2 separate regions of the Homo sapiens genome follow, and region 1 is linked to region 2. A link is a contact called in ENCODE Hi-C or POLR2A ChIA-PET data. All regions are on one chromosome and are shown on one strand. Each heading gives the region's core, a stretch centred on a gene start or an enhancer-like site at or near the end of the contact. The rest is flanking DNA. Distances are from core to core; before and after follow the strand shown.

Region 1 (4,001 bases), core at 720-3,219, 140 kb after region 2:
TGCTTCTCTACTAATTTTAATGCCTGTGATTCTTCAGGAAAGATTTCTACTAATTTATTTTCTTTCTCATAATGAACTGTGATTTCTTGTTTCCTTGTATGCCTTGTCATTTTATTTTATTTTTTTGAGCCAGAGTCCTGCTCTGTCGCCAGGCTGGAGTACAGTGGTGCCATCTCGGCTCACTGCAACCTCTGCCTCCTGGGTTCAAGCGATTCCCCTGCTTTAGCCTCCCGAGCAGCTGGGACTACAGGCGTCCGCCACCACGTCCGACTATTTGTTGTTGTTGTTGTTGTTGTTGTTCTTGTTGTTGTTGTTCTTATTTTAGTAGAGACAGGATTTCACCATGTTGACCAGGATGGTCTCCATCTCCTGCCCTCGTGATCTGGCCGCCTCGGCCTCCCAAAGTGCTGGGATTACCACTGCTCCAGGCCTGTATGCCTTGTTATTTTATCTAATTGGGCATTTGAAAAAATAAACATCTTTTTTACTGTATATAGATTTGTTCTATGTCATGACAGTCATTAACTTATATGTGTGGCAGGTTCTCAGTCAAGGCATCAGCCCTACATAAAACCTCAAGTCCTTCTTAGTTTGTTTCTGAACATGCACCTACGTGGACTGTGTTTGCCCTTTTATGTATCCCCAAATAACCAATGGCTTTTGAATTGCTTACTATTATGAAATTTCGCATCCCAGTTTCTCCTCAATGGCTTAGATGGACTATTGCATGTCTCTTCCCCTGGCCTTTTGCCTATAACATCTGTATGTGTATAGTCACCCTGAATCTCTACTGAGCCACTCCAGAAATAAATAAGTTTATTTCAGTCAATTTTAGGTATTTTCTGATGTTTCCATGAGTTATATGGGAATCTTAGAATCCACCATCTTGTTGAAATTACTCTGTGAAAAATTTCAATATCTTTATAATATTACATTTATGTCAATGATAACAATTTACCTATTTTTCAATTTCTGTTTGTTTTATGAAAAAGCAAATAGAAGCAATCAGGGCACTGCAAGTTGTGACTACTCCAAGATGTGAATCATGGATCATGCAAATTACAATCATGTTTTAACCTGACCTCCAAAGGGAGAATAAAGTAAAAATTATCCCATGCGAGGATTATTCACCAGTTTATATGTCATTAGTTACCAGTTTTTCTTTATGAATAATGTTTAGCAATATTATAAAGTATATCTAATAGTTATCATATTTTGGCTTGTTACTTTTTGGTAGCAATTCATAAAAATGGCTGGAAAAGACAAATAAGGCACTGTTTGCATGTTACAAATTATATCCAAAGTCCAAAAGCTGTTAATAAGAAATCTTCCAATAAAACCACATCATATTTTCTTTTTTATTTACACCCACATCAGGATTACAACTTTATCAGGACTGCACCTTGATCAGGAAGGGATGTTTCTCTTACAAGGCTAATAAGAAAGGAACAATAAATTTGCTGATGAAAAAAGTAATGCATTAAAAAATTTTAACTTTAATTTTTAATTGAGGGCAATATTTTAAAGAAATGCTCATTAGTCATTCCTTTAAATTGTGTGTGTGAGAGAGAGAAAAATGAAAATTAGTCATTTCAAATGCTGCAAGATGCAGAAGGAACTCATCATCATGACACAAACAAAAAAGAGCTGTGCCGCTAGAGGTTTCTGTATTCTTATGTAAAGTCACAATTTGTTCTACAAATCTCTTTGAGTAATTTATGTCTCATATATAGAGATCTGGAATAGCAAAAATACTTCAGAGGAAATTAATGAGTGTATCATGACCACATAATAATTTACTTATGAATTTTCTTAGGTAAGAAACGGTTGAACTGGATGCAATTTTTATCACAGCTTGTGTAAGACTGCCTCTGTCCCTCCTCTCACATGCCATTGGTTAACCAGCAGACAGTGTGCTCAGGGGCGTTGCCAGCTCATTGCTCTTATAGCCTGTGAGGGAGGAAGAAAGAAACATTTGCCAGCCAGGCTAGTGACAGAAATGGATTCGAAATATCAGTGTGTGAAGCTGAATGATGGTCACTTCATGCCTGTCCTGGGATTTGGCACCTATGCGCCTGCAGAGGTAACAATAATATTTTTAGTGTTGAGAGTTCAAAGGAGCTAGAGTAAGTGGAAGCTGACCAGGTTGTCAGGCTTGTGTTCCTATGTTACTCTGCATGACTCCCCTTTAAACGTCAGTCTTTGTTCTGCAATGCCATCTTGTCACAGGGTCATCTACTGCTTATTTGTGGCACTGTTTTGTCTTCTGTTTATGTTTATTTCACAGCTTGTCAGAGTCTATACAACTCAGCAGAAAGAACACGGCTTGCCTGCTCCCTCTCTTGAAGATTGATTGCAATGGGAGTGGTTTCTCTGTTTCTTTGTATAGTCGAACAGATATTTACTTCTTCCAAGAAGATACAATTCAGAGGAATTTTTATGGCAAAAGTTAGTGGAGACGGGGTGGATGAAATCTGTTGGGAGAGTATCACTGTTCTGATGGGCGGCCTTGAGCACCACACTGTAATACTAGACCTGGCCTAAAGAGAATTTCTCATGTACTATTCTCACCTCTGGGAAAATTACCTGAAACGATAAAATATCCTCATTTTAAGAAAAAAAAAATACTAGAACCTAACAAGGAAAATTTAAATTCTTTTTCTTTGTTAATATGGGTCAAATTTGTATCAAAATATTGTAACAGAAAAATTTCTTGTTTCTCTGACAGGAAAATTAATGGAATAGATTTTCTTTTCTAGACTTAGCTATTTCTACACTGGAAGAAAACTTGTATCTCAAGACTGTCTTGGGAATACAATGTGTGTGAATAGGGACTAGTTACATAAAATTTGGGTTTCACATTTCTGATCTATACAATATAAGGATTTACAAAGGGACATTTTGAAGACCATTGACAGGAGTGGTTTACTTTGTAATATAAATTGACATGGAGAGGAAGTAAAGATGAGGATACCACTAAAGCTCCAGCTTTGGTAAGCCTTTGAGTACTCATACAGCAAAGAAATGATCAAGGATGGTATGAGGAGAGGGCTGTGAGACCCAGTATCTAGTTCCTTGTAATTCTATGGGAAAAAGAAAGCCTCTGAAATACTTTCCAGATAGGAAAACAGTTTGCTTTGTTTCTGTTTTTGTCATTTAAAAGATATACTTTCAAATCTGTATCCAAATTTGTTACGTAAGTCAATAATTGTAAATTTCACTGCAATCATATGTTTCCTAAAAGAGTTGCCTTGAACTTATGGAACTGAACCCCATTTTGCTAATCACTTACTCCTTGCAGTCTATTTCTTATACAAATCAATATCCTTAGAGTATACATTTTTACACCTACTATTTAGTTCTGTCATGCCGACAGAATGGCTAATGGCTGTGTAGAAAAGACTTGACATAATAGACTGCTATCCATAGACAGGCCTGTTTCCCATATAAACCTGCTGGTATCTGATAAGGTGGATTTCTCACTATTTCCTAACTGATAAGAATGGTGGCTGTAAGTAACTGCTTGTGCAAACTGCGGAGTTTCTGTGCACCTGCTTTCCTTTTGGAGACTTTTGGAAGTTTTGTGCCTGCGAAGCAGAGTGAGTCAATGTAACCAGTCCCAGACAAAATCTTAGTAATGGAGTATGTAGAGAGCATCTCTTGTAGACAACAGTTCACATACATTGACAAAATATGATTCCGGGTAAAGTCAGTGCATTCTGTGCAATATGGTGGGAGAGGAATCACAGGAGCTTACACTGTATTCCTTCATATTTCCTTCCATGTGGCTATTTCCTCGTGTTAATTTCTTTTTTTGTTTGTTTGGTTTTTGTTTTGTTTTTCTGAGATGGAGTCTCGCTTTGTCGTCCAGGCTGGAGTGCAGTGGTGCGACCTCAGCTCACTGCAAGCTCCGCCTCCTGGGTTCACGTCATTCTCCTGCCCCAGCCTCCCCAGTAGCTGGGACTACAGGCGCCTGCCACCATGCCCGGCTAATTTTTTCT
Region 2 (3,927 bases), core at 1,160-3,659:
GCACAGAAATAGATCACCACAAATATAATAAGCTGATGTTTGACAAAGGAGCAAAGGCAATACACTGGAGAACTTTCAGTCTTTTCAACAAATGATGTTGGACATCCACATGCAAAAAAATAAATCCAGACACAGATCTCACACTCTTCATTAAAATTAACTCAAAGTGGATCGAAGGCCTAAATGTAAAACACAACACTATGAAACTTCTAGAAAATAAGAGAAAATCTAGATGATCTTGGGTTTAGTGATTTTTTTTATTTTTATTTTTTATATTGATTACTGTGTTCCAGGATATTCTAATTTACTAATTTTTATTTTAATTTTTTTCTGTCTAGTCTCTGATTTTTTAATTTTAATTTTTATTTCAATTGTTTTGGGGCGACAAGTAGTGTTTGGTTGCATGGAAAAGTTATTTAGTGGTGATTTCTGATATTCTGGTGCACCCATCACCAGAGTAGTGTACATTGTGCCCAATGTGTAGTCTTTTATCTCTCACTCCCCTCCCAGCCTTCCCCCTGAGTCCCCGAAGTCCATTATATAATTCTTATGTCTTTGCAATGACTTTTAAAATACAACATCAAAGGGATGAGCCATGAAAGAAATAATTGATAAGCTCACTTCGTTAAAATAAAAATTTTTTTATTTTGCTAAAGACAATGTCAAGGAAATGAAAAGACAAGTTACAGACAGACTGGGAGAAAATATTTACAAAGACACATCTAATAAAGGACTCTTATCCAAAATACACAAAGAACTCTTAAAATCCAACAATAAGAAAATGAATGACCCAAATAAAAAATGGGCAAAAGACCTGAAAACACACCTTATCAAAGATATACAGATAGCAAAGAAGCAGAGTAAAAGATGCTCAACGTCATAGACTTATGGAATTTCTGTTAAAACAATGAAATAGCATGATACACGATTGCAGTGCAGTAGAGCTTCCCCCAGGAATACTGTTCCCAGACTTGTGCAGGGCTGGTTCCCTCACTCTTTGCCTTTCTGTTTGCAGCATAAATGCCACTTCATTGAGGTGTTGAGGATTCCCTCACTCTGTCCCTTCCGCCTCTCACCACAAGCACCTGCTTTATTTTACTATAGCACCTGCTCTTTTTTTTTCTCATGCATTTGCTTTTATGCTCTGTCCATTCATTCCTACAGATGGTGAGCTCCTGAGGGCAAGGCCCATGCAGGTCATTTTCAGCACTGCACCCTGGCCTAACTTGCCCCGTGCACAGGTGAGTGCTCCAGGCACAGTTTCTGAATGAATAAATGAGAGTATCGAAGATCCCCCTTCCCACCTGTGAGGAGCTCACATTGAGGAGATGGATGCTCACAGGAGATGCAAGTTGGGTGGGAGGCAGGGGGACACCCAGAGTGACCCTGGGAGTTTCTCTGGCTGCAGCCGCCCCATTGAGCAGAATGGGCAGCGCCTCCCCTGATGGCCAGCACTGAAGACCCAGGCAAGGAACCTAGAAACAAAGCCCTCATCTGGGTGTGGGTGTCCTCAAGGCAGTAGGACTCCCAGGGCTGAGGGGGGCAATGAAGGGGGAGCTGTAAGCTCCAGGAGAGATAAGAGGGGCGTCGGAAGGCTCCCTTGACCCCTCTTTCCCTCCACTGGCCCTGGGGGAGCCCAGTCCACTCATAAGGGGGGTGTCCAGTCCACCCCATCCACTTCCAAACGGGGGCCCGAGGCTGCAAGCAAGGACGCTCCCCTCTACATGCAGGGCTCGGCCTCCCCTGCACCACCCAGGACCCCCGCTGTCCTGCAAGCCCCAGCCGCTCTGGGCCAGGACCCAGGGAGTGGAAGGCATTTTCCAAGGGCACAGTGGCTCCCTGACGGGGAACCAAGGCCAGGCACGCTTCTCCCAGACTGGGGGCCTCGGGGCACCTGAGAATGGCCATCCTTGGTACAAGAGAGCGGGGACCCACTCCCGCGCACCCTGTGCCCCAGGGGACGCAGGACTCTGCACCCTGACCCTAGAGCTTGCCCTAGGATGGCCCGGCCATGGCGAGGCCCTGGAACGGTGAAGACTCTCTGCCCATCAACCTAGCACCTCTGCCCTACCCTCAGTCGCATATGCACCCGGTGCGAGGGAGAAGGCAACCAGGAGGTCACACCTAAGGTGGGGGCGTGAGCGGCAATGCCAGCCGATTGTAAAACCTTCCCTGCTCCTGCGTGGCTCTGCAAGCCAATCGAAAATTCCGTCGTCTATGCCGCCAGCCAATCAGGATGTCCAGAGCGCGGTGCTTCCAGCCATTTGGGACTCCAGCTGGCTCTGCGCCTCCAGCCAATCGGGGTGCCCGTCCTTAATACAACCAGCCAGTCAGTGCCCGGCGCGCGACACCAGCAGCCAGTCAGGAAGCCCTGCGTTCATGCTTCCAGCCATTGTCGGAGTGTCAGCCGTCACAAGGCACTTCCAGCCAGTCGCAACGGCGGGTCGCCAGCGCCGCAGTAGCTCGCGCGGTGCCTGTCGGTAGTCGCGTGCGGGGCGGCGGGGCGGCGGGGCGGCCGGCGGCGGCCATGGGAGATATCCCAGCCGTGGGCCTCAGCTCCTGGAAGGTGACGCGGTCGCGGGCAGGGAGGCGCGCCTGACCTAGGGGAGCGCGGGACTTGGGGGCGCCCGATGGGACCCAGGCCGGGGCTGGGGAGAAGTGCGGCGGCCTCCCCTCCGCCTGGCCGACGCCCGGGAAAGGCGCTGCTGAGGTGGCCGCCCACCGCCCACAAGCAGCCCGGCCCGGCCTTTCCTAAAACGGAGTCGGTGCTGCCCGCCGAGGCGCTCTCTGGGAGAAGCGGGAACCTCGGCAGCCAAGCCTCAGACTCTGGGGCTGCGGCCGCGGCGTTGGGCGGGGCTGCTCTGTGGAGAGGCGGAGCCCTTGAAGTTACTCAGAACTGGAGCGGGGATGCCGAGGGGAGGCCTTGGCGGCGCTGGACTCGGCCGGAACAGGGAACCTCGAAGCCTCCTCTCCAGCAAAGAGAGAAAGAAAAGTTGGGGCCGGGCGTGGGGTGCGGGCTTGTAATCCCAGCACTTTGGGAGGCCGAGGCAGTAGGATCGCCTGAGCTCAGGAGTTCAAGACCAGCCAGGTCAACATGGCGAAACCCTGTTTCTACAAAAAATGAACAAATCAGCTGGGCTTGGGGGTGCGCGCCTGTGGTCCCAGCTACTCAGGAGGCTGAGGTGGGAGGATCACTGGAGACCAGGAAGTCGATGCTGCAGTGAGCTTTGATGGCGCCACTGCACTCCAGCCTTGGGGACAGAGCCAGACCTTGCTGGAAAAAAAAAAAAAAAAAAGAAAAAAGGAAAATTGGAATTGCTGATTAGGCTTTAAAAGAAACTTTGGGATCTCATGTTGTTCCCTGTTTAGAAGCAACCTGCCCTGATGCCTGAGACATATAATCGCTCTGTGCATTTATGGGGTGCAGCGTAATGTTTTGAGCCGTGTATACAATTGCAATGTGGTTAAATCAAGCTAATTAACATATCTATCACCTCTCTCAGTTATTATTGTTTGTGGTAAGATGTTTGAAATGTCTTGTTATTTTGAAATACACATGTGTAGTAAATTATTGTTGACTGTTGGCATCCTAGTGCGCAGTAAGTCTTAAAAGCTGTGTCTCCTGTGTGTTTGAAACTTTGTACCCTTTGATCAGCAACTCCCCATTCCCTCCTTCCTCACCTCCCCCAGCCCCCAGCGTCTTATAACCACCATTCTATTCTACGACCTTTCTCTGCTTTGAACTTCACAATTCCTGCCAGTGATTTGAGACAGCACTGACTAAAAAGCGTTTAAAATTTGATCTTTAAAAAAAAAAAGCTAAACTTAGTTGTTGATAAAAGCTATAAGAAGTCATATAGGAAGTTAGTTACTGAAGGAGTCAGAATGTTCAAGGCCTGCTCATGAAAATATTATTTAAATTATTTC

What was found. Hi-C counts contacts between places; a loop is a spot of excess contacts on that map. ChIA-PET counts read pairs that join two places held with the same protein, here RNA polymerase II (POLR2A). Pooled maps may share reads with other maps.
Region 1: a loop to region 2 is called in a pooled map, with 3 times the contacts of the local background. The contact joins the promoter of AKR1C1 here to the promoter of AKR1E2 in region 2. A Hi-C loop is called at or near these places in 1 of 50 pooled maps. POLR2A ChIA-PET finds 5 or more read pairs at or near these places in 2 of 52 experiments (A549 and endothelial cell of umbilical vein).

Annotation. Positions count from the first base shown.
Region 1 is chr10:4,961,446-4,965,446 of GRCh38, forward strand. It overlaps AKR1C1 (aldo-keto reductase family 1 member C1), which reads left to right and starts at 1,970. Exons shown (of 9, transcript NM_001353.6): 1 at 1,970-2,083. The coding sequence starts at 2,000.
Region 2 is chr10:4,823,798-4,827,724 of GRCh38, forward strand. It overlaps AKR1E2 (aldo-keto reductase family 1 member E2), which reads left to right and starts at 2,410. Exons shown (of 10, transcript NM_001040177.3): 1 at 2,410-2,566. The coding sequence starts at 2,528. RefSeq lists a silencer at 2,837-2,916.